Regions from separate parts of the Homo sapiens genome. Here region 2 is linked to region 1. A link is a loop called in an ENCODE intact Hi-C map of the cell type or tissue named here. Cell type or tissue: HepG2. All regions are shown on one strand. Each heading gives the region's core, and the rest is flanking DNA. Links, peaks and the distances in the headings are about the cores only.

What was found. A loop is a pair of places that touch in the nucleus more often than their neighbours do. Peaks named below come from ENCODE experiments on the same cell type or tissue, not always from the same donor. Only the 100,000 strongest peaks of a DNase experiment are listed, where the experiment ranks them.
Region 2: a loop joins it to region 1, with 4 times the contacts of the local background. A loop is called at or near these places in 3 of 110 quality-filtered maps.

What each region holds. Positions count from the first base shown.
Region 1 is chr9:123,459,446-123,472,212 of GRCh38, forward strand. The region is part of intron 13 of DENND1A (DENN domain containing 1A); the gene reads right to left. Among named protein-coding and RNA genes, the nearest start is that of MIR7150, 20 kb to the right of the region's middle. RefSeq lists an enhancer at 10,825-11,119. In HepG2, for the core only: no CTCF peak of the experiment used is centred there; DNase peaks (open chromatin) are centred at 6,036, 7,756 and 8,276.
Region 2 is chr9:123,395,929-123,408,695 of GRCh38, forward strand. It overlaps DENND1A (DENN domain containing 1A), which reads right to left. Exons shown (of 24, transcript NM_001352964.2): 21 at 7,474-7,562. MIR601 (microRNA 601) reads right to left here and starts at 6,675; the gene lies at 6,597-6,675. RefSeq lists enhancers at 1,997-2,497, 6,678-7,299. In HepG2, for the core only: CTCF peaks have their summits at 4,050 (motif pointing left) and 6,186 (motif pointing right); a DNase peak (open chromatin) is centred at 6,183.

The DNA of each region.
Region 1 (12,767 bases), core at 2,271-10,270:
ACTATCCAATCGATTTTATGCTTATGCTGTTTGATAAGCAAGTTTGCTTTTACCAAACCATGTTTTATGAGTCAAGAAGACGATACCCTGAGTTAAAAAAAAAAAAATCCTATCCGTATAGAGCTAACACCTCACTTTTTCTTTGAACATGTTTGGAGTGCTTATCTACACAGACAAGTCTTTAATTTCAGCGGTGTATTCTCAATTCTGAAAGATCAGACTTTCAGATCTTGAGCTGAATTAAGGGTAACACCCCACCCCCCAGCCCTGGTAGCAAACACAGAGATGTTTGAAGCTCCACTTTTATACTATTTTAATGAGTTGCATGAGTGTTAAATTTACTGTCGAGCTTCCGTAAGTTCTAAGAGTTCTTCCTGCTTAAATCTAGCCAATATTAACTCAGAAGCTGGGCAGACTTATTGCACAAGGGCTGTGAGGATGACCCAAAAATATTAGGGTAAGGAGAATATTTATTTTTATACAGTTACACCCTACCTAATTTTACAAAGGATCTGAGGCAGCTTATATGAGCATCTAAAACAACAAAGAAAAACATCAGGGCTGCCAAATACATAGATATATAAAAAGTATTTGTTTGGGAAAAAAGTAGCTGGGTATGTATGTCCTATGTGGCATCTAAGTTAAGTTACAAAATTAGCTCTGAGCTTCCTGGCTGCTGGAGCAAGAAGGAAAACAATGCAAACTTTATTTTGTGTACGAGAAAAAAACCCCACACTAGTTCCTTGGGAAAAATAGCTTTATGTGCCATTTATTACTTTGGCATGGGTTTACATCTTCCTTGCTCAACAGCTGAGAAACCAGCTAGTGATAACTAACACAAGCTCAGCTAGAATTCCATTCCTGTGGCTTGGAAGTTTTGTTCTCACTCTTGGGACCAGAGCAGGGCAATTAATTCTCTCTCCAGGTGATCTCATCCATGCACACAGCATCACTCATCCACTGATGACTCCTGACAAATCCTGGCAGCTCAGACACCTTTCCGAAGCTCTATACCCATCCATCTCAACCTCCACCTGATGGCCTGCTGGCGTCTCAAACTCAAAATAGCCTGAAACTTCCAATTACTATCCCATCAAGACTGCGCCCCAAATCTATTTTTTTCTTAACTGTCATTATCCACAGTTACCCACAGTGGACCTATCAGACTTTCTAACTCCTTCCTATTTTACCTGTGAATTGTCTCACGCTCACCCCCGGCTCTCCATCTACGCCTACCTTGGCGTAGGCCTGGACAGGCTTAAACCACGGTGGAGGTTTAACTCCACACTCCTCTCCTGTTTCGTCCCTCTTCTACTCCAGCTCTTCTGGCTAGAGTGCTTTCTAAAATGCAAATTAGACCACATCACTATCCTACTCAGGAACTCTGCATAGATGTTACCTTTGTGCGATTATTTGACTAATGTCTCTTTTTCCCACTAGACTATATGCTTCACGCAGGCCGGAATGGTGTCTGTTTTGTTCAACATTGTGCACCTGGCAACATATGTGGCACACACAAGGGCCCAATAGGGGTGAGGAAAGGGAGAGCTCCTTAACCAGCAAACGCACCCTCCCAAAGCTGACCCTGGCTTCCTTTCCTAGAGTCCTTCTGTGTCACTTTGCCTCTGCTCTTCCACATACCTCATGCTCCAAACGCATCCCATGATCACACACCACATCCTTCCTTCCTCACCTTCTTCATTGCTTTTGCCAGTTCTATTCCTTCTGCCTGGACTGTCCTCCTGACACATGCAGGCCTCTGAGTGGCAGTCACTCATCCCAGTGCCGTGTGCACTCCTGGGTGCTGGGATAGTCTTCACTGGTATCCCCTCTCACCAGGAGCTCAAGGGGCCAGAGGCTGAACTCATCTCTGTACGCCCCAGGAAGAGCCCAGCCCCTAATCAGAAGCTCAGGGATGCTGGTTAAAGAACCACGAAATGAGTTGAACCCTGCTTCCAGCCACAGGAGCCTTGTGTGGTCTCAGTGTGTCTCTGACACTGTTTGGCCTGATGGTAAAGAGGTCTCAGAGCTCGATGCCAGGCAAGTGGCACCCATGCACAGGGAGTTGAGCTGCTCCAAGGAAATGCTCACTGAAGTGGCTGGCAGTCACTCCTGGAGCTTTGGCTCAGGGTTGCCAGGAAGAAGTCTGCTGAGGGCCCGATACATTCAAGAGAGTTTGCAACCAGATTCGTAGATGAGGTAGTCTGAGGCAGAATTTAGCTGCAGGAGAGCAGAAAGAATCTCGCCTTTGGGGAGACATAAACATTTTGGGCCTGTTGTGTGCTCACGGGAGGTGATATCCCCCGGACAAGATGTCTGCGCCCTAAAAATGCAACAGGACATGGGCATGGAAGGGAAAGAGTCAGGGGAAATGTGACAAGGGGCTTTTTCTGAAAAGAGCTTAAAGAACAGCATCAGATGTGTGAATTAGACATGGGAAGAAAGTCTATCACATGGTGTAGTGTTACCAGGGTGGGGTGGGGTGGGGGGTAAAGTGTCCACAGGAGTCCAAAGAGGAAACGGCAAATTCTCCAGGGCGGCAGGTCAGAAAACATGATAAGTGGACACTTCGGCTGCGCCTGGAAGGGTGAATAGGACTTAGGTGAGCAAATCCTGTCTGTTCAGGGCCCAACTCTTCTATCTTAATCCTGCTGCAAGGCAGTGACGTTGTCACCCAGAACCATGCATAAAGGTCTGAATGGCACCAGGCACAGAGGGCTCTTTTCCCTGGAGCAACTCACCTTGTAAGACAAAGGCAATAATCATAGTTTAACTCTCTGTGAGGCACAGTGCTACGCACTTCACAACTCTTTTTAACATTCTGGAAACTTTCATGAAGTCGAAATTACACTCAAATTTTACAGAGGAATAACTGAGGTAAAGACATCTGCCCAGGTGACAGGATTCAGACATTGCAGAGTCAGGGTTAACAGCTGGTGGCTTCCCAAACCCAGGTGTGCAGCATGCATGTGGTCTACTGCAGGCCTGGCTTCTCCCTGCAGCCTCAGTCCTAAATGCTTGCCCTGAGACCTCCCTGGACAGGAGAGTTCTCTTTAAAATTGGAACCCTGGCCAGGCACGGTGGCTCACGTCTGTAATCTCAGCAATTTGGGAGGCTGAGGTGGGCGGATCACCTGTGGTCAGGAGTTCGAGACCAGCTTGATCAACATGGTGAAACCCTGTCTCTACTAAAAATACAAAAATTAGCTGGGCGTGTTGGCGCACGCCTGTAACCCCAGCTACTTGGGAGGCTGAGGCAGGAGAATCACTTGAACCCGGGAGGCGGAGGTTGCAGTCAGCCAAGATCACACCATTGCACTCCAGCCTGGGCAACAAGAGTGAAACTCCATCTCAAAAAATAAAAACAACAAAAAAAATAAAATTGGAACCCTTTAGGTTCTCCTGCACACAAAGCACCAGCCCTTCAGTGACAAACAGCTCCTGGGAGTAAACAAACCGCTGTCAAGGCTCTTTCTGCCACAGGCCCAAGGTGAGGTGCCAAGCCACTCCCACCAGCTCGTCCACCTGCGTCCTGCAAGTAAAAATGGCGGCCCCCACTCCATTGTGCATGGAGAAGAGTAAGGCAAGGTGTCTCATTATTCTCCCCTGAAGTGCTGATTTAGTTCTACGAGGCTGATTAAGCCCTTTGTCTTCTTAGGTGACATTCTAGGTGCTGGGGCTACTGGCTGATAGCAGTGTTAATTCAGGGAATTCAGGCCGTGAGTGTTCAAGCTTAGATCACATTAGCAGAGTTTTCCAAGTATGACCTGAAGGACAGTAAAACACAGCTGCTTAACCCTGTCGAGAACTTTGTTACAAAAAGACAAGTTTTACTCCTGGATTATCTTCTTGACATATGGAATCCATCGGAAACACTATCATTAATAAGTTGAATCCTTGTTAACAGGTAAAATTGGTGATTTCAAAGGTTTTTGATACTTCCAGAAATAAATGACTCTATCCACAGCATTGCTGATATTTTTATTGGCATAAAAATAAAATCTCTCATCAGATTTTTCAGCAAGTTTCCTTGTTCTGAAGACCCATAGAGTATTACATTCTTCTTTTACTGATTTAATTTTTATCAAAATTCTATGTGCACATTTATGAGATTCTTATGAGAAATGGAAAGAATCTCAGACCTCTTTATGGACCTTGCTTAACATTTAAAAGAGTTAATGTCGGCCAGGAGTAGTGGTTCACGCCTGTAATCCTGGCACTTTGGGAGGCTGAGGTGGGCGGATCAACTGATGTCAGGAGTTCAAGACCAGCCTGGCCAACATGGTGAAACCCCATCTCTACAAAAATACAAAAATTAGCCAGGCATAATGGCAGGTGCCTGTAATCCCAAATACTTGGGAGGCTGAGGCAGGAGAATCACTTGAACTCGGGAGGCAGAGGTTGCAGTGAGCCCAGATCACACCATTGCACTCCAGCCTGGGAGACAGAGCGAGACTCCAGCTCAAAAAAAAAAAAAAATTAAAAATAAAAAAACAAATAATAATAAAAAGAGCTGATGCCTGCTGGGCTTCATACCTAGGTGATGGGTTGATAGGTATAGCAAACCACCATGGCACATGTTTACCTGTGTAATAAACCTGTACATCTTGCACATGTACCCCATAACTTAAAAACAATAAAATACAAATTAAAATTAAGAAAACACATACTTTTGGAAGATCCATCCACACACCCAAACATTTTTAAAGCACTTACTATGGTCTAGGCTCTGTGTTAGGGGAATGCAAACACGAATAAAATAGAGTTGGTACAAACAGTAATAACTAAATGAGGGATGAGAAGTGGATGAAAATATAGATAATGTAAGAATGGCAGAACATTATGTTCATAGCAGCTCTACTCACATCAGCCAAAAGATGGAAGCAACCCAAGGGTTCATCTGTGGAGGAGCGGATAAACAAAGTGTGGCATATACACACAAGGGAATATTATTCAGCCCTAAAAAGTAAGAGATCTGATACATGCTGTAACATAAAGGAATCTTGAAGACATTACGTGAAGTGAAATAAGCCAGTCGCAAATAGATCAACGCTGCATGGTTCCACTTGTATGAGGTACCTAGGGTAGTCAAACTCACAGAGACAGAAAGAATGGTGCTTGCCAGTAGCTGGGGCAGGGGGAAGGGTGAGTTTTTTAATGGGTACTGAGTTTCGGTTTCGCCAGACAAAAAAACTTCTGGAGATGGAACAATGTGAATATACTTAATGCCACTAAACTGTGCACTTAAAAATAGTTAAGATGGCAAATTTTATGTATATTTAAGGACAATCAAAATTTTTAATTAAAACTTTTTTTTTAACTTAAAAAATAGAATAATGGAATATTTATAGCAGTGGAAGCTGGGAGATGGGTTCACTGACTTTGTATAAGTTTGAAATTTTCCATAATAAAAAGTTAAAAAGGCCGGGCACAATGGCTCATGCCTGTAATCCCAGCACTGTGGGAGGCCGAGGCAGGCGAATTGTCTGAGGTCAGGAGTTTGAGACCAGCCTGGCCAACATGACAAAAACCCATTTCTACTAAAAATACAAAAAAAAAAAAAAAAAAAAAAAAATTAGCCAGGCGTGGTGGTGCAAACCTGTAGTCCCAGCTACTCAGCCAGCTACTCGAGAGGCTGAGGCAGGAGAATCGCTTGAACCCGGGAGGTGGAGGTTGCAGTGAGCCAACATTGTGGCACTGCACTCCAGCCTGGGCAACAGAGCAAGACTACGTCTCAAAAAAAAGAAAAAAAAAACATTAAAAAGAAAAGCTCCTGTATCAAAGAATCCTGTCTAGTTCAGGGAGCAAATAACAACAGTACAGTGTGACAGCTAGCACACCAGAGGGCTGGTTTTTGTCTTTGATTTTTTTTTTTTTTTTTTTTTTTGGTAGAGGCATCTGTATGGAAACTTAAAACTCTGTTTCTATTTGATCAATTTAGATGACACAACATGGTGGAGTGAGAATGTGGCTTGGGTGGAAAGACCTGCATTTGAACCTTGACCCTGACTGTACTAGCTATGTGCTCTTAGGTGACTAACTTGTCCCTCCTCGTCTGTGACAATTATACAATGCCAACCTACCTCACAGGGTTGCTTTGAAGAGTAAAACAGATGATAAACAAATAGATTCTTTCACAATAGACTTTCAACAAATAACTGTTTCCCCTGAGGGTGGAGATTGGGTCTTACCAGGGCTGGCAACATAATATGCAAGACCAAATATAAAATAAATATGCAGGAAAAAAGTGCTGTTAAAATATAGAAGTGCCGAACTAAAATATAAACCTTTTTTCTTTTATGGTGTCTTTTTAGACCTATCATGATGCTTTTAAATGTACTATTTAATGTCATTATAAGAAAAAATAAAAATGTAAATTATATTGGCATGAACTTTGTCATTTAGCTTGGCCTTGTGCAATGCCAGTTTTAAATGCTAACTCATATGTACAATTGTATTTTATAGCTTGTACATGCATTTATACATTTGTATTTTGTTCTCATCAGACAGTGGAAACACTGCACAAAACTAACGCCATTGTTTTTATTTCTTTTTTTCTTTTTTAATTTTTTTAGAGATGGAGTCTCGCTCTGTCACCCAGGCTGGAGTGCAGTGGCGCGATCTCGGCTCACTACAAGCTCCACCTCAGGTTCACACCATTCTCCTGCCTCAGCCTCCTGAGTAGCTGGGACTACAGGCGCCAGCCACCACACCCGGCTAATTTTTGTATTTTCAGTAGAGGTGAGGTTTCACCATGTTAGCCAGGATGGTCTCCATCTCCTAACCTCATGATCCTCTTGCCTCAGCCTCCCAAAATGCTGGGATTACAAGCATGAGCCACCGTGCCTGCCTTTTTATTTATTTATTTTTTTTGAGACAGAGTCTACCTCTTTCTCCCAGGCAAGAGAGCAGCGATGTGATCTCTGCTCACTGCAACCTCTGCCTCCTGGGTTCAAGTGATTATCCTGCCTCAGCCTCCTGAGTAGCTGGGATTACAGGCACCTGCCACCACACCCAGCTAATTTTTGCATTTTTCATAGAGATAGGTTTTCACCATGTTGGTCAGGCTGGTCTCAAACTGACCTCAAGTGATCCACCTGCCTCGGCCTCCCAAAGTGCTGGGATGACAGGCGTGAGCCACTGCACCTGGCCTATTTCACTTCTTGCTATCTGCACATTCTCTATCTATCTCCAGCTTACTGATGAGAAAGGTAAAGGAACCATGGTTGTTTTATCTTTGCCTTTCCTTCTATGTCATCATTTTCAGGATAAATGGTTGGCTAAGTACAAAGTAACATAAATAAGAAATATGATAGGTTTCCTTGGTCATTCATGTTTCTTAGAACATCACAGGCTGAGTGGGGAGGATCTCTTGAGCCCAGGAGTTTGAGACCAGCCTGGGCAACACAGAGAGACCCCGTCTAGACCCCATCTCTTAAAAAAAAAAAAAAAACTAGCCGGGCTTGGCTAGTGGCTCAAGTCTGTCATGCCAGCTACTCAGGACGCTGAGGCAGGAAGAAGTCTCGAGCCCAGGGCGTCAAGCCTGCAGTGAGCCGTGATCACACCACTGCACTTCAGCCTGGGTGACAGAGCAAGACGTCTCAGGAAAAAAACCCAAAAAAACAAAAACAAAACAAAACAAAACAAAACAAAAAAACATTATTGCCTTCTTTCTGTATTTGAAGCAAGTTCTGGTTCTAATGGAAAGTGTGGCCTCTTGGGGCTGTCAGACATGGACATGTTTACTTTGTGAGCACGTAGAGTCCTGCTGAATGTCCCCACATCCTGGGTCCACTGGAATTTGGTGCTGCAGGCACTAGAAAATTGTATGGGGTTGGGATGGCGAGGCCCCATGGAGACACATGTTCTGTGCGTGTCTCCTTTGCCAATGTCCTTACTCTACTGTCCCATTTATAAAACACCAGTTCAGGCCTGGTGTGGTGGCTCACGCCTGTAATCCCAGCACTTTGGGAGGCTGAGGTGGGTGGCTCACGAGGTCAAGAGATGGAGACCATCCTGGCCAACATGGTGAAGCCCCATCTCTACTAAAAATACAAAAAATTAGCCAGGCATATTGGCGGGCGCCTGTAATCCCAGCTACTCAGGAGGCTGAGGCAGGAGAATCGCTTGAAATCAGAAGGCAGAGGTTGCAGTGAGCCGAGATCGCGCCACTGCACTCCAGCGTGGGCAACAAGAGAGAAACTCCGTCTTGAAACAAAACAAACAAAACATCCCCACACCAGTTCAAAGGTAAAAATGTTAGGAATTTCAGGACGGTGACAGCAGAGCATTAAGCCAAGCCTGGGGCCCTGTGTGACTGCACAGGTCCATGCAGGTGGGGCCAGCCTGGTTCCTGAGCATGACACTCAAGGCTCTAAGTGACCTTCTCCAGCTGCCTTTCTTGCTTATGACACCCTGTCCACCTCACTCACACACACATCTCCTCCTGCAGAGGTTCTGGGCTGTCCACCACACCCTGAGCATTTTGTGCACTCTCACTCCTGGCTGCCTTCTTCATGGTACTTCCTTGGGGAAACCTTACTTGAATCATTCAGATGAAGAGGACCTCATTTCCCACTAAATGTCTCCACCAACCACCACCTGTACCCAGGTGGACTGTCCCCAGCACACTGCAAGTTCCTAGAAGGCAGGCTCTGATTCATGGTCACTCTGAGAAGTGGCAGATTGGGGGGTTCCACTCTCAGCTCTGCTCCTTGCTGCTCTTGGTGCCACCCTGGGGAAGTGACTACACCTCTTAGATCCTCATTCTTGTCACATGTAATGTGGGTAGAGCTACCTGCCTCCGGGGACTGCTGGGGGATTAAGCAGGGATGAATGAGATGGTGGAGGTTCACAGATCTCATCCTTGGCTATTCACCAGAATTACCTGGGTTATTTTAATCCCCAATGCCAGAGTCACAGATTTTGAAATTCCCCAACTGACTCCAGTGCAGCTAAGGCGGACAACCCCTGGTACAGGTGAAAGTGACCAGCACAGAGCCTGGACCCACTTGACAGTCCTTTTTAAAAACTTAAGAATAAAGCAAGCTGGGGAATTTGGCCCTATTTCTCACCAGCAGTCCCATCTCAGTTGCATTTTGTTTAAATGCCTCCAAATTCCCTGCTGGGGCCTCAGCATCCCTCCCAGAGCTGGGAGGAGAACGCTGTGCTGGTCTGACGGCTTCTTCTTACAGGGTCAGCTGTGGCAGCTGCCAAGGAGCCAGGGTGAGGTCCCGGCCAACATGGAAAAAGCTAGTGTGGTGTCTGGCCTAAAGAATGCCAAGACCTTGTTTACCAGAAAGCTGAGAGAGTGGGGACAGCAGGCTTAGATGACAATGACTTCAGGTTAGCCAGACACTGGCGTGAGTGTGAGGAGAAGGCAGCCAAGGTCTGCTGAGCTCCTGTTTGGGACCAGATGACCTGCATCCTTCACTCACCAAATCCTCGCCAGAAGGGAGATCTTCTGAAATGATTTCCACTTCATGGATAAGGAAGGGATGCCCATACAGGTGAAGCACATTGCCTAAGGTCCCAGGGCTCATGGTCTAATGACCCCTGAGCCCACACACACTCCTTCCCTGCCCTCAGAGGGCCTGGGTTACCAGGGATCCCAGGACCATCAGGTGGACTTGGGAAGGTGGGTCACTGCATGGCTATAGTCAGATGACTCTGGCTGGGCTGGGTGGGGACATGCCACATTTTGGGGTGACAGGACCAAGGCAGCTTTCTGAACCATTTGCACGGTGGCCGAGGCATGTCAGAAATAGACTCCCAGTCTGGGCCCCTGTCACTATAACAAGCCCTAAACAAAGAATCAATGTCTCATCGTGAAGCCAGCTCACTGTTCAGATGATTTAAGTTAGGGGAAATGTGGGTGTCAGCCCAGAGCTACTCTGATGATTTGCAGGGGCAGGCATGGCCGGGCTGCCAGTATTTGCCCATTCTGGCCGGCCGCTCTGGTATTGACAGAAGCCCCCACACGCGCTTGCTAGATTACAGTAAAGACATTCAAATCACAGGCGTGTCGGCCCACGCCTCGGCTCCTCTGTGCCAGCAGCCCCTTCCTTCTGCATTAACCGAGACAAACAGGGAGAAGTCAGGAAATTCTGATTAGTGCAGGAACGGCAGATGAGCTGGGAGGCCTGTGGAAGCTAAGGAGACACAATGAAGGTGGTATTCATGCATACTAGCGTAAGATTTTCTTCCCATAAGAAATGCAGATGGGAATCGGCTCTAAGAGGAAAGCAGGTGCAGTGATTAAAAACAGCTACCGCTTGCTGAGCCCTAAACCAGCACTGGGTGGTTTTACATGCATTAGCTCACTTACTCCTCACAGCATCGCGTGAGGTAGGTAGGATGATGATCTCCATTTTACAGATAAGGAAATCAAGGCTCTGAAAGGGGACGTCACTTGCCTGAGGGTGAAGAACTGGGCAATGACAGGGCCAGAGTTTGAAACGAAGTCTGTCTGGCCCTGGGGCTCATGCAGCACAATATTATTTATGTTTGATTAAGAGAGGTAATCACAAGATTGTATTTGACATATCAATGGCCACTCAGGGCTGCCCTAGTAGCAATTCAGACAGGGATTCTAAGGTGATGTTGAACAGAAAGGGCTTTGGAGAAATGAAGTGGGTTTTGGCTGCACTCTATGCCTGCTGTAGCCATCTCGGCTCTTGGAGCCTCTGTTTCTTACAGATACAATAGAGGTAATAGCTATGTCATGCTCTAGGCATTCAACCCCATTACATAGGGTGAGTCCACAGTGCAGCGGTGGCGCAAGGTGAGAGCTGACATGAGTGAGACGGTGACGACCCCTGTGCTGCCGCAGAGCTACAGCTCTCTCCCTAGCACAGAAACCAAATGGGGGCCCACTGAAATCTCAACCTCAAACACCTGCTGGCTCAACCACGTGGCCAGCGCCAGGGGTTGCCTCACTCTCACCAGGGGCCAGATTCCCGGTTTCAACACAATGACACTTGCATCCAAAGTCCCAAGAAAGGAAGCGCCAAGCTGATTAGAGATTTCTGTTTCCCTAGTGAGGAGAACACGGTTTGAGGAAGTGCACTGGAGAGAGGACACGTGTCAGGGACCTGATAGGCCCCTAGAGCAACAGAATCTATCTGAAACGCAATCAGCCGCAGAACCCATGTAGCTGCAGCAATGGGAATATGAGACTCATGGATCTCAAGGTAAAAAAGGACATGGTGATAAAACAGAAGAGGCACAAATTCGTCTCCACAAATGAAAAGCCCTAACCCCCTAACTGAGGAGACAGGCCCCCCTGAAGGTGTGCTGCCCACCCATCGCTTGGTGACACAGTCCTCTGGGGGGTGCTCTGTGGCACTGTCCACATGATTAATTGTCAGAATTATTTATTAGCCCCATGACTCCCTTATTTATTATCACTCCTCCTCCGAACGTCACTCATGCAGGGCTGAGTCTCTGGTGTTGAAACGGGCCTGGTACACAGGAGACTTCGGTAGGAAGTTTCTAGTCGTGAGCACGTGGCAGCATCAGGAACTGGAAAGAGCGCCAGGGGAGTCAAATGCCTGACTTGGTCTGGATTCCTTTTCCTTGCCTAGGCCTCGGTTTCTTCCTCCGTAAAATGGGAAGCTTGGAAAGTCTCCAAGGTGCTTTCTAATGTGAATGTGTTGTTTCTAGATATAGAAAAGGCTTTTCTTTACGAGGTCTGCCACAACCTCTCATAGAGAAATGTGTCACGATGCACAGTGCATGATGGGAGAGTCGGGAACAGTGAAAGACACTGCGTGGGAATGCAGGCTCTGCCACTTAACATGTCTGGAACGTGGGGCAAGTCCCTAACCCCTCAGAGACCACCTTCTCATCTGCCGAATGGGGGAGCTACTTCCTACTTCACAGGGCTGTGTGGGGATTGACAATCGAGGCATGGAAAGTGCCTAGTGGGGGGCTTGACTCTTAGCGGAGGGGCTAAGAAAGGATCTGTTTTCCACCCCAAATTAGGATGGTTTCCTGCCCAAAGCAGATGGCAAGTGATTGTACTCAAGCAGCCCCATTTCAGTGCATGTGACACGCGCTACCTGTGCAGGACATGTGACAGGGCAGTGGAGGCGAGACCGCAACGTACAGCAAGAAGAAAAGGAACCTCCACGAAGCTGCCTGCTAGGGCTGGGACGCCGCAGGACATGGCAACTCTCTGTGGCTGCACGTTGACTTCTCGTAAGAACCCTACAAAGACAGGCTCTTGAGCCTCATCTTAGAGAGGAAGGAGCTGTGACTTGACCAAGGCCACAGAGCTGAAGAACCATAGTCGCACTTGAAGTCAGTTCTCTGACCCCAAAGTCCAGGCTCCTCCCACGACACCCCCGAGCTCTGAGCACGCTCAGTTACCCAAACACAGTTTTCCCCTGGGCTTCTAGGAAATCCAAGATATGTCAGACGATTTTCTACACAAAAATGTCCTTTTCCATGTTCTGCAGCTGCAGTCCCAGACCGAGGAATCCAGAATCTCTGGATGGGGATTCTGTACCGCCCAGGGGCTCTGAAGAAATGGGGAAGCAAGTGAATTTCCCTGAGCTCAGTTGCCTCAGCTATAAATTGGGGAAACTACCTACTTCCTATTGTGAGGTTTAAGGTGATATGGTGTGTGTCAAGCTGCCCGTACTTTGGAGCACACAGCAGGTGCTCAGGGGAGATCAACGTCCTTTGTGGCTCTTTTGAGATGCCCTTTGTGAGCTGGGCATCATGTCTTGGATGGGGCCTTCTGTACCTGTCATTCCACAAATA
Region 2 (12,767 bases), core at 2,413-10,412, 63 kb before region 1:
AGTTGGAGAGTCAAAGCTGAGGAAGAGCTCACAGACTACTGGTGTGCCTGGTGTGTGTGTGTGTGTGTGCACGCGTGTGAGACAAAGAGAAAGCTACAACATGGCCGGTCACCGCCAGATCAGGAGACGCACAGGGGATTGTGGGCGTGGGAGGGAGGAGAGTGGGTGGTTCGTGGGGGAGGTGTTGGGGTGTCGGAGTGCTGAGATAAGGCCAGGAGGGAGGCCACGCGCTCTGCTCACTCAGGATGCCAGTGCCTACTGTGGGCCTTTTCCCCAGCCACGCTCCTGGAGATGTTAATAGGCATCATGTTAAGAAAGGAGGACCAGGAGACATGCCCATAGCCTCCAGGCTGGTGCCTGGTGGGCCAGGAGGCTGACTCAGGCCTGTTGGATGCCAGAGCTCTGCCCATGCACCAGGCCGCCATCCAAATGATGGGCCCACGCCCCCAGGGCAGCAGTGGGGCTGTGCAGGAGGGAAAGTGCTCTACCCCTGTGTGATCCACAGCTGGGAGCAACTGATCTGCTGAGGCTATGCTGAGTCTAGGCTCGAGGAGGGCAAGGCCGTTGAACGTGCACAAGCGGCACGCCAGCTTTTGCCAGAGCATGTGTGTGAGTGTCCAGAGTCCCTTGCAAAGTGTTCTGAGACCTGGGCTTCGGGCGGGGTTTTCTCACTAAATGCTTCTGGCAGCTTCTTCTGATCTTATTTTAATCTTCTGGGGCTTTGGTGCTGGGGTCACGCAGTGCAATTCAGAGGATCAGACACTCCAATTCCTAGGCAGCAAGGGTCAGGCATTTGGGGTAGAGACTGTCTACCTAGCTAGCATGGCCTACAGAAGTTTTCCTTGTCCAGAAGGATTCGGACACATGTTTGAATGCCAGTCACATGTTTCTCTGGGTCCCTCAGAATCAGATGTCCGGGAGTCCAGTTCTGGTGAGGGTATAAGGTGGTACAATTCTTCAGAAAGTTATACAGCAATATGGAGCAGAAATCTTCTTACAACTGGTTAAGGGTAAAGGCTTTTGGTCTTAACAAGGCATGTTTGAGGCTCAGGTCTGCTACTAACTAGCTGTGTGACCAAGGGCAGTGACAATCTCTTGAAGTCTCAGCTATTTCTATAAAATAGATCTCATAAGACCTCCCCCTACATATTTCTTGTGAGGATTCAATGAAATGGTGTATGTAAAGTGCTTAGCACATTCCCAGTTAATGGGAGTTGTCAATAATTCCGTTTCCTTTTTCTTTTTTTTTAGAGTCTCACTCTGTTGCCCAGGCTGGAGGGCAGTGGCATGATCTCTGTTCCCTGCAAACTCTGCCTCCTGGGTTCAAATGATTCTCCTGCCTCAGGCTTCCGAGTAGCTGAGATTATAAGTGTGTGCAACCAAGACCGGCTGATTTTTGTATGTTTAGTAGAGACGGAGTTTTGCCATGTTGGCCAGGCTGGTGTCGAACTCCTGACCTCAAGTGATCCACCCACCTTGGCCTCCCAAAGTACTGGGATACAAGCATGAGCCACCGTGCCCAGCCTAGAATAAGGATATTTACCCTGGCATTTTTTATATTAATGAAAACCTGGAAAGGATCTAAAGATCCAGTATGAGGGCAATAGTTAGGCAGACCATGAGCATACACACAATGAGATCCTCTGCAGTCACAGACAATAGGGGTTACAGAGACACACGGAACAAGTCCACATGCTGGCATATTGCAAGGAAGTTGCAGCTCTATAAAAGACATGCAGGATAAAGACTGGGCATGGATCTCCAGGAATGCTAATATGTAGTGGAATGAAAGTAATGGGATTCAGAATGAATTTGTCTCTTTTCCCTAACATTCCAGATTGTCTATCAGGCTACCGGGTAATTTTTACAAACCAAAAATTACCTGAAAAGAGCAGATTTTGCACGGATCTGGCCAGAGAAGTGAGCTGGGCAGCAGCCCTGGGCCCTGGTGGCTGAGTTTGGACCCTTCTTACTTAGTACAGTGGAACTTCAAATAACCAGGATGCAGCCAGTCAAGACCCTCGTGTGACTGGAGAGTGTTCAGTGTCTCACCCATTAGGAGACAAGGTGTGCAGTCGAAAGCACTTGGCTCTGCATGCAGGTTGTCAGGAGGGGCACCTCAGATCCACAACCAGCTGCAAGCCCCTTAACCCTTAAGACTCAGAAGACAGCCCTACATCTGGGCTGTGAAGATTAAACAGGTGGCAGATGCCTGTAATTATCTCCCTCCATACTCTCAGCAACTCTGTGAGGGCCAGTGCCCCAGCCCCTACTGCCACTTCCCAGCAGGGAACAAATGACTAGCTGCCTGGCAGAGAGATGCACCCCGGGATCAGTGTGTCACTCCCTGCCTTGGCCTTAGTCTGCACACAGTGTGCCATCATGAGGGGCCCGGCGGCTCAGACCACAGTGCTGCCTTTCAGAGCCTGCCATTGGCTTTTTTTTTTCTTTTTCTTTTTTATTTGAGACGGCGTCTCACTCTGTCACCCAGGCTAGAGTGCAGTGGTGCGATCTCGGCTCACTGCCAGCTCCACCTCCCGGGTTCACGCCATTCTCCTGCCTCAGCCTCCTGAGTAGCTGGGACTACAGGGATCCACCACCATGCCCGGCTAATTTTTTGTATTTTTTTTAGTAGAGACGGGGTTTCACTGTGTTAGCCAGGATGGTCTTGATCTCCTGACCTCGTGATCCGCCCGCCTCGGCCTCCCAAAGTGCTGGGATAACAGGCGTGAGCCACCGCGCCCGGCCACCATTGGCTCTTTCTAAGCACCCAGTTGGATGGGCAATTTACCTATACCTGGCAGACCAAAAGGAAGATAACTTGGGGCCTCGCAGCTGTGCGCACCCCATGGAAACCACCACACAGCATTTTTTTTTTTTTTTGGAGACAGAGTCTCGTTCTGTTACTCAGGCTGGAGTGCAATGGTGTGATCTCGGCTCACTGCAAGCTCCACCTCCTAGGTTCAAGCGATTCTCCTGCCTCAGCCTCCCTAGTAACTGGGATTACAAGCATGTATCACCACACCCAGCTAATTTTTTGTGTTTTTAGTAGAGACGGGGTTTCGCCATGTTAGCCAGGCTGGTCTTGAACTCCTGACCTCAAGTGACCCGCCCGCCTCGGCCTCCCAAGGTGCTGGGATTACAGGTGTGAGCCACCGCGCCCGGCCGTGGCCTGCTTTTAATAGGAGGGGAGCTGTGAACCTCACTGTGCTCACTGCCGTAGCCGTCGTCCCCACCAGTCAGAGAAGCACGTGAGGATAATTAGGTCTTAACAAAAAGCCTGGAGAGTAGAGAAGAATGGACCAGGCTTCTGTCATCAGACAGCCGATCCTACCATTTTCTGGCCCTGAGAAACCTTGGGCAAGTTATGAAAGTCTCTCTGAGCCTCAGTTTTTCTGTCTGTTCAATGGGAAAGCTACCACCTACCTTTGACAATCTTTTTTATTTTATTTTTTGAGATAGGGTCTCGCTCTGAGGCCCAGGGTGGTGTGCAGTGTCATGATCTCAGCTCACTGCAACCTTCAACTCCCCAGGGCTCATGCAATTCTCATGCCTCAGCCTCCCGACTAGCTGGGACTACAGGTACACGCCACCATGCCCGGCTAATACCTCTGACAACCTTAAGGGATGTTGGTGAATGTCATTCCTCTTTCCTTCCCCAAGAAGAAACACTCAGGCACCAGTGCACATGGTTTCTTTGGCGGTGAGAAGACTGAACAGATCCGGTTCCCAACTCCAGCCTTCAGGGAGCCAGAGAGGAAGGGTGGCCTGCTGGGCAGGCCATCATCTCATTTTAGGATGTGGAGCTGTCTCTCTGGGCAAAGCCAGACTAAAGATGAACCCTGAAGGGCCCCGTTCCAAGGACAGCATCAGAATGTCATGGAGAGAATGAAATCAAGAATTCTGAATGCTGGCCTGGCCACTTTTCAACTGGGTGACCTTGGGAAGACTGGTCAAATCCACATTCTGGGCCTGAGCTCCCACTCGGGAAGAAACGATGCTAGCCCAAGAGGGCCTAGAAATCAATGGGTGCTCCACCGCGCCCCCTGCTGACTGGTGTCTGACCCACAGCCTCTCATGCAGGATCCCTCCTACCCCGATCCCTGCCCCACGGAAGCCCCTGGGCGTCACATCAGCTGTGCTCTGAATAGTAATGGAAGTAGCCAGTACTTCTTGAAGAGATTTAGTAACTGAATATTAACCAAGTAATGTTACCTGAAAAGTAAAGGGAATGTTTCCCCCACAAATCTTCAAAAAAGTCTTCTTCCAATTGCCAACGGCCAGTTTTAAGGGACTAGGAAACCTATCATTGATTCAGAAAGAAAATTTGACACAGGAAAATTTCATTTTGGGAAAATGCAAGTCAACCAAGAGTCAGCATGGGGACTCCCTTTTAAGGCCTCCTTTAAAAAAATCGTCCGTGCTTGCGCCTAGTAGGTTTTCAAAGATACTTGCTGAATGAATGAATGCACGAATGGACAGATGGAATGATGGAGGGATGGACATCAGCTGGGAAGGAAGAAATGAACTTCAGGGGTGGACTGGCCAGAGAGTGGCTGGCTAGTGTTTCTGGGCCCTGATGAGTCCCAGGATGCTCAGCTACTCCAGGAGACAGTCTTACTCTTAATCAGCCCCATCTTGCTGTCCACAAAGCTGGTTATTTTATTTTTGAGACAGAGTCTCACTCTGTTGCACAGGCTGGAGTGTGGTGGTGTGATCTCAGCTCACGGCAGCCTCCGCCTCCTGGGTTCAAGTGATTCTCATGCCTCAGCCTCCCGAGTAGCTGGAATTACAGGGGTGCGCCACCACACTCGGCTAATTTTTGTATTTTTAGTAGAGACGGGGTTTCGCCATGTTGCCCAGGCTGGTCTCGAACCCCTGACCTCAGGTGATCCGCTCGCCTTGGCCTCCCAAAGTGCTGGGATTATTTAATGTGCAATTGGAAGTGAGAGTTGGGGCAAGAAGTCAGGAGGAATGAATCTCTCCTCTCCACTTCAAAGATCCTGCATCCCCTTCTGCTGCCCCAGTCTTCTAAGTTTCCCAAGCACTTTGATATTCCCAGTGGAGATGAAGATCTGTGATTCAAGAAAACCCAGGCCAGATTAAAGGGCCAGGCACCAAGTCCGTGTGCCCAACACGGAACCACCACCTGACAAAGGCCCATTAGGATCGGGCCCCTGCTGCCAGCCTGGCTTCTCACATCTCCCAATACAATGCCGACAGATTGGTGGAGCCGGTTTCTTCCCCCTCCCCCGAACAATATTTTATGAGGAGTCTGTTTTATTAAAATATTTTCCGCTGGATGCTTCCTGTGTTTCAAGAAGTTGGTCCTGCCAGCTGGAGCTGATGACAGTTGAGAAAAACACATCCAAGTGCTGTTGTGACATGGCATTTGGAAGGGGCGGAGCACAGTGGGGGGGTGGGGAAGCAGCATGGGAAGAGGCGTAGAAAAACACCCGGGTTGCACTAGAAATACCACTGGTATTATGGGAGAACAACTTCCCCTTCCTCGTTAAACAAACGTGAACAGAAACCCTTGGAATGATGTCCTGAAACGTACCCCTCTGTCTCCTTGTGGGCCCGAGCCACTGTGACGTACGCTCACAGAAAACCTGTCATTTGTTTTCTATCACTGGTAGTTTGCCAACCACCAAACTGGCTCCCATGCTCCCACTGGTTTATTTCAACCCCAAATATTTTCCAACAGAAGTAGAAAACAGGGCATATTAAACAAACAACAAACCAACCAACCAACAAAACTAAAAGTGATACTGACACAGTTCAGGTGATAAGCAGGAAAATGGGATTATCAGACACCGGCTCTTTGGCACACACTGCGAAGTCAGCCCCTCTGCCCAGTCTGGAAAAGCAACGGCGTAAGTCAATGTGATGAAGAGGTCCAGCCTCTCGTCGGGAACTTGGCCGCAAAATGGGTAATGCTTTTCTGTAGGATGTGGAGTGTAGCTGGTGTTGCAATGGTGTTTCTGTGTAATGCAAGAATATTCTGGGTTTACATCTCAATATCAACAGGCCTGTGACCCTGTATCCTGGTACAGTGTCTAAAAGGTTTAGTCCAGTTTTAAAGAGGGGACTTCAAAGAAATGTGACAAATTTCATCCCCTTAAGGAGGAATCTTTAGTCCGAGGCACTCAGGTGCCATGCAGCGTTCTCTCCATAAGGGGGCAATCATAATCCATCCCTCATGTTCCCACCAGGCTATTGTGCAGAGCAAAAGTTAAACTTAACCCAGCTTCAGGAGTCCTCTCTTCCAAATGTCTAATAACTGAGCATCCTTGTGTGCAAGCGCACACGTGCACACACACACACACACACACGCACGCACACATATAATTCTGGAACTTTCTGGGCAAAGTCTGAGGGCTGTCTGGGTGGGCTGGTTCCTTAAAGACCGTACCCTCGCTATCAACCAGAAAATCCTGGAGAGCTGAAGTGAACTGCAACTTGGGTTAGGCCCCAGCTTGACAGCTCGAAATCATTTTTTTTCCTTCTTGCTCCAACTCTGACTGGGACCTGCCATGTCCCTTACCTTCTTTCCCATTTTCTGAGAGCCAGACAGACATGGGGGCCTCCCCCTTTCCACCCAAAGGACTTCAGGATCCCTGGGGTAGTTTTTCTGACTCCTCCAACAATCCTAGACCAAGACGAACTCATGCACTTTTTCAAGGCATCACAGGAAGTCAGCGTGTAGCCGCTGAGTTGTCTGGATAGAGACTGAGGGCTGTGCTCCTTTTGCGGACAAAGGGAAGCAGTGCTACCTTCTGCAGATGGCTCTGGTCTGGACTCGGGGCTATCTGCAGCCTTCTGCCTCACCCCACCACAGGCAGGTCCACTTCAGTCCACTGCTTGTCTTTCTGCCCCCCTCATTCACTTCATCTACCCCACGCCTCCTGAGCAGGTGACTCTAGGCCAGTCCTACGGGAGGTGCTGGGCATAACACCCAGGGAGCTCCGCGTCTCAGGGAGATGGGTAAGAAAAACCACAGTAACATAAATCCTCCGGCACAGGTGGGCAAAGGGTCCTGGTGGGTCTGGGGCAGTGGATGAGGGCAGTCCTGTATATAGGTTCTCGGCCATGGAGGCCTAGGAAGGTGGGTGGATCCAGTTCAACACTTGGCCTCCTTCACCAGGTTCTAACCCTCACCTACTGACTCGGCATCTTCAGCACAAGAGGCCTAGGACCTTCTTCTGAACCCAGCAAAGTATGCTTTGGACCCCACCCCTCGAAATCCAGCCCAAGTGCCCGGCTCCCTGGCCTCTGGGGCCTCCCACTGGTGTGACAACCAGACCGAGTAAAAGATCAAGTCCTGTTCCCTGAATGACCCCTTTGTGAAACACCCGCTGGGAGCCCCGGGGAAGCCTCACAAAGGCCGGGGCTACACGCTTGGGCTTCGCAAAGTGCTGGCTCCGCAGACACAGGGTTCTTACAGACAGAGGGGAGAGGCACAATACTCACTGCTCAGGGCTCGGCACAGACGTCCTCCGGCCTTCCACTGCGATGTTGCTCTTTGGTCTCTTAACAACATGTGGACGAGGTGGGCGCACCTAGAGGAGGTACAGGGGGAGAGCCCCAAGAAGGAGTGAGTTGGAAAAGCCATACAGGTACATTCTGAACATTTGGATAAACGGCCCCCCCAAAAAACGTTTAGGGATTTTCAAAGCTACAGGCTACAAAAGCCCAGCCTATCACAGAAACATCACCATCTAATAGGCAGCAGACAGACACATTAACTGGAATTCTGTGGCCTATTCAAATCAGAAGGGTGCTCCTGGAAAGCTCGGTTTCTTCATCTGCAAGATGAGGATAGTTCCATTGGCCTCCTTGCAGGGCTGTGGTGAGGGTCCAATGAGATGATGTCTACATAGGACCCGGAACAAAGAGGCCCTTATCAATGACAATTCCCTCTCATCTTCCTCTGATGCCCAGAAGCTGGTTTTGTAGAAAGAAAAGGTTGCGCTTACACTTGTTTTTAGGGTGAACATGCTTAGTTTGCTCTTTTTACAACAGAATCACAGGGTGCTTATTTTCCTCTCTAAATAAGAGAGGCATGAGAGAGTGCCACTACAAATCGTCTTTCTGCTTCCCAGAGCATCCCTGTGCTAGTCCTCCCAGCAGGGTTCAGCCTGGATGCTGCCCATCTTGTGTAGCTACATGCACTGAGCAGACCTAGTGGGAGGGTCTGCAGTGGGCACATCAGGAAGGACCCAACTTCCTAACCCCACAGCTGCTGCAGCAGCGGGATGGGTTTTTCTGACCCGCTGTCTCTGAAAGCGAACATGAGGGCCCACAGAGAAAGACACCCTCATCCCCTGCCAGAGTTCGTGATGGATGTTAGGCTGAGAATTTCTAGGTGCCCTTAGAAGGATACTCATTTGGTCCAGTCGACATTACATGGCTTTAAATTTGGCATGGCCATCTCTGTACACTCCCAGTGCCCGAGAGGGATGGGTTGAGAGCTAAGCTGAGAAAGTCTATCTCTGAATTTCATTGCTGATAAAAACAACCGAGCCTGCCGGGGCAGGGGGCTTGCTTTCTCCACGGATGGGATGCCACAACTGCTGAGTTTCCAGGACAAGACAGGGAAGGGAAGCAGGCACACACTCCACCTCCTGCCCACCCTTTGAGTTTCCAGGACAAGACAGGGAAGGGAAGCAGGCACACACTCCACCTCCTGCCCACCCTTTGAGTTTCCAGGACAAGACAGGGAAGGGAAGCAGGCACACACTCCACTTCCTGCCCACCCTTTGAGTTTCCAGGACAAGACAGGGAAGGGAAGCAGGCACACACTCCACTTCCTGCCCACCCTTTGAGTTTCCAGGACAAGACAGGGAAGGGAAGCAGGCACACACTCCACTTCCTGCCCACCCTTTGAGTTTCCAGGACAAGACAGGGAAGGGAAGCAGGCACACACTCCACTTCCTGCCCACCCTTTGAGTTTCCAGGACAAGACAGGGAAGGGAAGCAGGCACACACTCCACTTCCTGCCTACCCTTTGAGTTTCCAGGACAAGACAGGGAAGGGAAGCAGGCACACACTCCACTTCCTGCCCACCCTTTGAGTTTCCAGGACAAGACAGGGAAGGGAAGCAGGCACACACTCCACTTCCTGCCCACCCTTTGAGTTTCCAGGACAAGACAGGGAAGGGAAGCAGGCACACACTCCACTTCCTGCCCACCCTTTGAGTTTCCAGGACAAGACAGGGAAGGGAAGCAGGCACACACTCCACCTCCTGCCCACCCTTTGAGTTTCCAGGACAAGACAGGGAAGGGAAGCAGGCACACACTCCACCTCCTGCCCACCCTTTGAGTTTCCAGGACAAGACAGGGAAGGGAAGCAGGCACACACTCCACTTCCTGCCCACCCTTTGAGTTTCCAGGACAAGACAGGGAAGGGAAGCAGGCACACACTCCACTTCCTGCCCACCCTTTGAGTTTCCAGGACAAGACAGGGAAGGGAAGCAGGCACACACTCCACTTCCTGCCCACCCTTTGAGTTTCCAGGACAAGACAGGGAAGGGAAGCAGGCACACACTCCACTTCCTGCCCACCCTTTGAGTTTCCAGGACAAGACAGGGAAGGGAAGCAGGCACACACTGCACTTCCTGCCCACCCTTTGAGTTTCCAGGACAAGACAGGGAAGGGAAGCAGGCACACACTCCACCTCCTGCCCACCCTTTGAGTTTCCAGGACAAGACAGGGAAGGGAGCAGGCACACACTCCACCTCCTGCCCACCCTTTGAGTTTCCAGGACAAGACAGGGAAGGGAAGCAGGCACACACTCCACTTCCTGCCCACCCTTTGAGTTTCCAGGACAAGACAGGGAAGGGAAGCAGGCACACACTCCACTTCCTGCCCACCCTTTGAGTTTCCAGGACAAGACAGGGAAGGGAAGCAGGCACACACTCCACTTCCTGCCCACCCTTTGAGTTTCCAGGACAAGACAGGGAAGGGAAGCAGGCACACACTCCACCTCCTGCCCACCCTTTGAGTTTCCAGGACAAGACAGGGAAGGGAAGCAGGCACACACTCCACTTCCTGCCCACCCTTTGAGTTTCCAGGACAAGACAGGGAAGGGAAGCAGGCACACACTCCACTTCCTGCCCACCCTTTTTCCTGAACATCGTACCCCCCACCCCCCAGAAGCTTGTGGGTGACACGGCACGGTGGCTTAGGGACACAGATGATAGAAGCTGGCTGCATAAAAGACAAGTCTTTACAGAGTCTTGTCAAGCCCTCAGGTCTGCGCACGTCTGATCTAACCAAAGTTTTTCCTGTGGAGTGGCCAGTCTGATCTCAGACAGGTTTGGCATATCAGGGATGTGGTAAACACCAAAGGCATTCCACCAAACTGGCTGTCTTCATCTGTGGGGTGATTGTGAAGCCCGGATACAGGGAAAGTCCCCCCAAGGGGTCTGGTACACAATGGGGGCTCAATAAATGCTCATCCTGCTCCTCTGTGACCTGGATGTCCCTTCTTGTCAACAACAAAAGGAAGACGATGAGTGGGTGTCTCTGAATTAGAAGATGAGTTTTAGGATTCTCTTACCCCTGCCTCGCATTCTGTGGACTGCCTGGTATGTCATGGTTGCTCAGCAAGATTTTTAGAAACGAATGAATGTTGCTGCTCGGAATCTGAGAAGTGCATAATGACGCTGCGAGTATCATCGTGATTAGAGCTGGGCCTGCCACACAGCTCACATTCAGTCAACACGTGCTGAATAAACAAGTGGGTATCCCTGCACCCCTTCTGACTCTGCACTGGTTTCCCCAGCTCTGGCAGCTGGTCAACAGGGTCACCTGGCTGGAATGATCCCCACCCCCAACTTCTGCCCACAAAAGCAGGAGTGTGGGTAGGGTGAAGGAGCAGTTCTGCCCCTGCCCCGCGGGGCCCCGGGGCAGAGCTTTCAGGAAAGGTCAGACTTTAAGGCCTGTCAGCTCATCCTTGCACAGGGCTGCTCCTTGCTACAATAAAGGCGGGTTAAGAATGTGAACTTGTGGCTGAAATGGGGGGATTAAGTTTGTGGCAACTTCAACTGAACTTGCAACGTGGTGAAACATGGGGAAAAAGAACAACAGAGCTAATTAGACGAGCTGAGCTGTCAGAGTGCCGCTGAATGGCTCAGCGCCAACAAACAAAAGGAATGGGTTGGCAATCAGCGGGATCGGTGGAGGAGACTGCTTCATTAGGGATGATAAAACAGACAGAGCAGGGGGGGAGGGGCGGGGGGGTGGGGAGCACGGAGCTGGAGCCTCGGAGGCTGGGGAGGGAGAGAAAGACACGCCAGACCCAGAGGCGGTTGGTCACCAGCATGGCTGCCGACCCACCCAGAGTCACACACACCTGACTAGTGTGGACAAAGCCAGACACAAAATTACACTCACAGACCTGACCATCCCGAGATACATCGAGGCCTCCAGACTTCCGTGTACACACTATCTCACAAATACACACTCACAGAGGCACGCGCAAGAGGTGAAGGCACACGTATGACTCACACACTCACACACACACCCCCTCACACACACACGGTGGCAGACCACAACCAGGCACAGACACACACAGACAAAACGGTTTAATGAAGCCCGAATCACAGACGATGCAGACAAGTCTTGTCATATTTCAGCGATCACACCCATGTTTCGGGGGTGCTTAGGAAGGGTGGGTACTGGTGATGAAGGAAGAAACCCACAGGCACACACAACAGTGACTGGCCCCACCGGTGTGAGGATCCCAGCCGCGTCCGGGGAGAAAATGCTAAACAGAGATTTCCAGCTCTGTTCAAGGGGGACTGGAGGGGAAACTTGGGAAGCCAGCCAATTCCCCACTGGATTTAAAACCTGAGAAATCTAAGTCGGCAGGGTTAAATGTGTATTGAATACAAAAGCACTGAGTACATTTGATTTTAATGGTGAGCAAGAAATAATAAATACAGAGCTTATAAAGTGCTTCACACGCAGGCCGACGGCAGCCTGCCTTTCCCTGGCAGGCCCCAACCCATGCCCCTTCGTCCAGGAGACACTGGCATGGTTTTCTTCTGCTCTTTCTTTTTTCTTCTTTTTAAAAAGAAAACCCAAATCTTCGGGTAACATCTGAACTCCAGCCACAGGTGCCAGGCTACAAAGCTCCTTCCAGAAAGGCTGAATGGCTAGACCCTCCCCAGCCCCTGCTACCCTGGGCCAACGGCTGCACTTCTGTCTGGAAAGTTTGTGGCTACGTGACCCAGCAAAGCCACACTGGAGGCTGATGGCTCCTGACATGGGAGCTTGGTAGGCTGTTCTCTTCGAGGCCCTTGTGGGTTCCATATGCCGAGTCTCCCCGGTTCCCACCTAGTCTGTAGCAGTGTCCACTGGAAATGCTTGCATAAATGCATTTAGAATAAATGGTCCTTAGGGGCCCAGAAAGCACAAATCTTCTATGACTCCCAAATTGGCCTCTTAGTGGTGATGCTTGGCAGTGTAAGTTCGGGGGACATGCCAGGGACTGTGCTAGGTGCTATACATACACAACCTCATTACCTTTACCAGGTGGTATTGTTAAACCCATTTTACAGATGATGAAACTAATGCTCAGAGGTGAGGATCCTGCCTAAGGTCGCACAGCCAGGAAGTGGCCAAGCTGTAATTCAAACCAGGGCAGGCCTCTCTGACTTCCAAGCCTAGGAGAGCTGGTTCTCCTAGGCATCCTGCCTCTTCAGCATGCCATCAACCCAGGAGGTCCAGCCAAAGCTAGCGCCAGGCTAGTCACCTCCT